Linked DNA regions of Homo sapiens: region 2 is linked to region 1. Evidence: read pairs that join two places in POLR2A ChIA-PET (ENCODE). Cell type or tissue: CD4-positive, alpha-beta T cell. All regions are shown on one strand. Each heading gives the region's core, and the rest is flanking DNA. Links, peaks and the distances in the headings are about the cores only. Region 1 overlaps MAL-AS1 (MAL antisense RNA 1). Region 2 has its middle 17 kb from the start of MRPS5.

Evidence for each region. ChIA-PET counts read pairs that join two places held together with the same protein. Peaks named below come from ENCODE experiments on the same cell type or tissue, not always from the same donor. Only the 100,000 strongest peaks of a DNase experiment are listed, where the experiment ranks them.
Region 2: POLR2A ChIA-PET joins it to region 1 with 7 read pairs; 7 of 35 experiments call an interaction of 5 or more read pairs at or near these places.

The regions. Positions count from the first base shown.
Region 1 is chr2:95,022,188-95,025,097 of GRCh38, reverse strand. MAL-AS1 (MAL antisense RNA 1) reads left to right here. Exons shown (of 8, transcript XR_007087136.1): 3 at 841-903; 4 at 1,755-1,881. Among named protein-coding and RNA genes, the nearest start is that of MAL, 2.1 kb to the left of the region's middle. RefSeq lists an enhancer at 2,513-2,910. In CD4-positive, alpha-beta T cell, for the core only: CTCF peaks have their summits at 1,776 (motif pointing left), 2,418 and 2,623; DNase peaks (open chromatin) are centred at 1,747 and 2,617; H3K4me3 peaks cover 1,451 bases; H3K27ac peaks cover 735 bases.
Region 2 is chr2:95,137,701-95,140,610 of GRCh38, reverse strand. It overlaps a transcript of ZNF514 not described here. Among named protein-coding and RNA genes, the nearest start is that of MRPS5, 17 kb to the right of the region's middle. In CD4-positive, alpha-beta T cell, for the core only: no CTCF peak of the experiment used is centred there; no DNase peak of the experiment used is centred there.

The DNA.
Region 1 (2,910 bases), core at 289-2,788:
GAGGTTGCTCCCAGCTGTGCCGGCCCCAGCAGAAGGCTGCTGGTGGTGGTGCTGGGGCAGGTCGGCCTTGAATCCATGCGACAGGAAGGGACGTTACCAGAAGAGATTCATCGCTTTCTCTTGGTCTGGGCAGCCCGGGCCTTTTGAGGGTGGGACCGCTGCTACCCCCACCCCCAGGTTCTTTGCCTGCCTGTTGACTGCCGGTGTTTCATGTTTTGTTTCTCTGTTTCACTATTTTTTATTTTTTGCCTTAAAAAAAAAAGTATTACCATGCAGCAGTTGCCCATTTATTTTAATTTACTATTAATAGTGTGATTGCTGTGTTTCCTCCTACAAACACTGAAGCCTGAAATCCGCCCGAGTCCGGATTCTCGCCTGCCAAAAGGGAATTGGCCCCGCAACCTCCAGCTTAGACTCCCAACTCTTCTTTCTTTCCATTGGCAGCTGCTGCAGGCAGGACAAGGGGCTCCCCTTCTCTCCAGTGGGGCCTTCACCTCTCCCTGCTGCACAATTCTTCCTCCTTCCCAGTCCCTAGGGAGAGAAGTATATTCGTGGACGCATTTTCCAAAGCAAAAGTAGCACGCCCATCAGCTGGCCATTCTAAGTGCCTCTGGAAAGGGGCCAGGCATTTGAAATGAGAAAACCCCACTGTGCCTCTGTGAGCTGCCAGCCCGGACGGCTGCAACCAAGGTGCCATTGTGTCGGGTCCCCAGGGCAGCATCTCTCTGGACACAATGGGCTGTGGGACTTTAGGAGCCCAGGTCCTCATCCACCTTGGGCATCTCATAGCTCGTTAGTTGGACCTGCTGGCCTCTGAGAGGACATCTTCTTCCTCCCCAGGAGACCGTCCTGGGAACAAGCCTTAAAGCAAGGTGGCCACAGGAAGCCGCAGCCTGAAGAGAGGTGAGATGACCCTCAGGCAGTCCAGCGAAAGCTGCTTGGAGATTTCCTATCAGCACATACTAATTAAGAACAAGAAGATCCTATCAACTCCTAATAATGTCCTTACCTGGCCTGGAGGGCTTTTGTTTGTGGTTTGGTTTGGTGATTTCCTACTTATTTCAAGCCTTTGTTGCTAACTCATTCCTACTTGGGCCTGAGCCTTTGGGGAAAGCTCGCTCCCAGGGGCAACTCAGTGGAGCTCAGCAGTCCCAGCCCTCCTTTGATAAGGCAGAGGGGCAGCAATCTCTGAAAGAGGCTTCAGAGGATGAGGAAGGCAGCCCGGCCAGGGTCAAGGGGGTTTGTCCCTATCTCTGTGACCCCCTCCTCCCACCTGGAGTTCTCCGCTCGACGTTCATCTTCCTGACCAGACTCTACCCTCGGCAGGGCATCCTCCAGCCACCCCCATCTGCCCCTCTCCTTCCCCACCCTAGCATATGCTCAGCACCCAAGCAGAGCCCAGCCTCTGGTGAGTGCTCATTAAACCTTAGCCAATGGTGGATGACTCCAGCTTTGTCTGTGCTTGACCACCAGAGGAGGACATGGAAGTGCCCTGTTTGGATGTAAGAAGCACTGGTGAGGAGTGAGGCACTGGTAATAGAGAGACATTGGTAAATAGAGAGGCATTGGTGAGAGAGAGGCGTTGGTGAGACAGAGAGAGGCACTGGTGAGAGAGAGGCACTGGTGTGTGAGAGAGAGAGAGAGAGGCGTTGGTGAGAGGAGGCATTTGTAAAACAGAGGCATTGGTGAGAGAGAGAGACATTGGTAAGAGAGAGGCATTGGTAAGTAAAGATGGGCCTGTCTTCATTCCCCAGCACAGCTTCTGCAGGTGCTCTGGGCCACCTGCTGGTGAATGAGGTGGTTGATACTTATCAGAAGCCCAGGACCATATTTTGGTTTCCAGCAGGATATGAAAAAATAATTTCAGCCAATAATAACTCAGTGAGTATCCTTGGTCTTCCCAGTGGGTGTGAATAAGAGGGTGGGTCTGGGGCTTCTGTCAAATATTAATAACGTGGCCTTGGGTGGGTTTCCACAAAGTAGGAATTGGAAAGTTGCCATTGCAGAGCCAGCCTGGGGAAGGAAGAGGTTACCACCTCCAGTTTGTGTGTGTTCAGGGGGAGGGAGGAGATTGTGGGGAGAGGGACGTGTTCAGGGAAAGATTAATGGGCAGGAGTTGCCCATCCGTAACAGTAGGTGCATTGGTTTTTGAGGTAGGTAAGATGACTCCCATTTTACTGATGAGCTAACAGAGGCTCAGAAGTGTTAAGTAGCTGCCCAAGGGCACAGAGTTGCTGAGCACCTTGAACCTGAGTGACGCTGCACCTCTAAAGCTCCGAGCCCTCGATGAAAACCCTGCTCAAGATGGGCAATTGCCAGTCAAATGCCAGCTCCATGCAGACATCGGCAGCCTCCCAAATCCAGTCTTCATGGTCATCTCAGGTGTGGCCCCAGGCACCTGCCCTGGTGGACAGGGCTTGGGACCTTCACCTCTGGGAACACAAGGAAGTGGGGGTCATCATCCCCATTTATGGATGGCGAGGCCGGGTGCCGACATGAGTTCAGAGAGCTACCCTGAACGCGCACTTCCCCCTAGGGATTTTATTTTTCTCACAGACACAGTCACCCACAGCCCTGGGTTCCATAGAAGGCATGAAGCAGTGAGGGCACCTGCTGGCGGATGGGGGAATGGCAGCCACAGCTGCCATGGCGTCAGCGCAGGAGGGGAACCTGTTACTGAGGGCTTGCTGAGTCCCAGCACTGCCACAGGCACTTTGCCTGCATGGCTTCATTTAATCCCACAGAGGCTTGCTGGTGGGTGTCACCCAACATACAGGCTAGGAATGGGAGGTAATGTGCGCAGGCCACATGGCTGGTGACTAGGCCTCTTGATTCCAGCAGGCAGGCTCTGTGTCTACTGCACAAAATCCACAAACTGGAAAATCTGAAGTGGTGGCTGCTCACCAGGGC
Region 2 (2,910 bases), core at 208-2,707, 120 kb before region 1:
GATGAAGTCTTGCTCCGTCAACCGGGTTGGAGTGCAGTGGTGCAGTCTCGGCTTACTGCAACCTCTGCCTCCTGGGTTCAAGTGATTCTCCTGCCTCAGCCTCCCTGGGATTACAGGCAAATGCCACCACACCTGGCTAATTTTTGCATTTTTAATAGAGATGGGGTTTCACCATGTTGGCCAGGCTGGTCTCAAACTCCTGACCTCAAGTGATCTGTCCACCTCAGCCTCCCAAAGTGCTGGGATTACAGGCGTGAGCCATGGTGCCTGGCTCCCCAACATACTTTTTAAAAAAATGTTAAAAAATTTTTTCTGGAGTTTTATTATTATTATACTTTAAGTTCTGTGGTACATGTGCACGGTGTACAGGTTTGTTACATAGGTATCCATGTGCCATGTTGGTTTGCTGCACCCATCAACTCGTCATTTACATTAGGTATTTCTCCTAATGCTATCCCCACCCTCAGCTCCCCTCACCCACTGACAGGCCCCGGTGTGTGATTTTCCCCTCCCTGTGTCCAAGTGTTCTCACTGTTCAATTCCCACCTATGAGTGAGAACGTGTGGTGTTTGGTTTTCTGTCCTTGTGATAGTTTGTGAGAATGATGGTTTCCATCTTCATCCATGTCCCTGCAAATGACATGAACTCATCCTTTTTTATGGCTGCCTCCCCAACATACTTTTAAATGACCAGATCTTGTAAGCACTTTTTCCATTCATGAGAACTCCACCACCATGAACAAATCACCTCCCACCAGGCCCCACCCTCAACATTGGTATTACATTTCAACATGAGATTTCAGTGGGGACAAATATCTAAGCCATTTCATTCTGTCCTTGGCCCCCTCCAAATCTCATGTCCTTCTCAAATTGCAAAATACATTCATGCCTTCCCAATAGTTTTCCAAAGTCTTAACTCATTCCAGAGTTAACTCAAAAGTCTGAAGTCTCAAGTTTCATTTGAGACAAGGCAAGTGCTTTCACTTATGAGCCTAAAAAATAAAAAAAATCAAGTTATTTACTTTCAAGATACAAGGGGTGTATAGGCATTGGGTAAATATTCCTATTCCAAATGGGAGAAAATGGCCAAAAGAAAGGGGCTACAGTCCCCATGCAACTCTGAAATGCAGCAGGGCAGTAATTAAATCTCAAAGCTCCAAAATAACCTCCTTTGACTCCATATCCTGCATCCAGGGCACACTGCTGCAAGGGGTGGGCTCCCAGGCCTTGGGCAGCTCCACCTCTGTGGCTTTTCCATGCTGAGATTGCAAGCTGCTGGTGGCTCTACCATTCTGGAATCTGGAGGGCAATAGCCCCCTTCCCACAGCTCCACTAGGCAGTGCCCCATTGGGGACACTGTGTGGGGGCTCCAACCCCACATTTCCCCTTGACACTGACCTAGTTGAGGTTCTCTGTGAGGGCTCCACCCCCACAGCAGGCTTCTGCCTGGGCACTGAGTCTTTCTCATACAGACTCTGAAATCTAGATGGAGGCTGACAAGCATTCTTCACTCTTGCACTCTGCACACCAACAGGTTTAATACCACGTGAAAGCTACCAAAACTTACTGCTTGCATTCTCCAAAGTGGCAGCTTGAGCTGTACCTGAGCCCCTTTGAACCCCAGCTGGAGCTAAAGCAGCAGATATAGGCAGCACTGTCCTGAGGCTGTGCAGGGCAGCATGGCCATGGGCCTGGCCCATAAAACCATTCAGTCCTCCTAGGCCTCAGGGCCTGTGACAGGAGGGGCTGCCACAATGGTCTCTGAAATGCCTTAGAGGCTTTTTTCCCATTGTCTTGGCTATTAGCACTTGGATCCTTTTTAGTTATGCAAATATCTCTAGCAAGTAGTTGCTCCACATCCTGCTTGAATTCCTCTCCCAGTAAAGCTTTTTCTTTCTCTGCCACAAGGTCAGGCTGCAAATGTCCCAAACTTTTACACTCTACTTCCCTTTGAAATACAAATTCCAACTTTAAGTCATGTATTTGCTTCCACATCTGAGCGTAGGTTATTAGAAGCAACCAGGCCACATCTTGAATGCTTTGCTGCTTAGAAGTTTCTTCTGGCAGACACCTTAAATCATCACTCTGAAATTTAAACTTCCACAGATCCCTAGGGCATGGATATAATACAGCCAAGTTCTTTGCTAAGGCATAATGGGTGACCTTTGCTTTGGTTCTCAATATGTTTCTCATTTCTATCTGATACCTTGGCAGCATGGACTTCACTGTCCATATCACTATAAGCATTTTGGTCACAAGTACTTAACTAGTCTTTAAGAAGTTCCAAACTTTCCCTCATCATCTTGTCTGCCTCTGAGCCCTCCAAACTCTTCCACCCTCTCGCTGTTACCCAGTTACAAAGCTGCTTCTGCATTTTCAGTTATCTTTATAGCAATGTCCCACTGCTGGATACCAATTTTCTATATTAGGCCGTTCTTGCATTGCTATAAAGAAATACTTGAGACTGAGTAATTTGTAAGGAAAAGAGGTTCAACTGGTTCATAGTTCTGCAGGCTTTACAGGAAGCATAGTGCTGACACCTGCTCAGCTTCTGGGTATGGGCTCAGGAAGCTACAATCATGGTGGAAGGTGAAGGGTGAGTAGCCACATCACATGGTGAAAACAGGAGTGAGAAAGAGTTGATGGGGGCAGGTATCTCCTAAATGACCAGATCTCATGAGAATGCACTCCATTCATGAGAACTCCACACCCATGATCCAGTCACCTCCCACTAGGCCCCAACCTCAACATTAGTGATTACATTTCAACATAAGATTTGGGTGGGGACAAATATCCAAACTATTAATTTATCAGTTCCCCTAAAGTGTATGTGCCTTGATCACTTGCTATAAAAGTTTGGATGTTCCAGGTTGGAAACTTCTTAGTGGCTGTAAGGACTGCAAATTTTCAG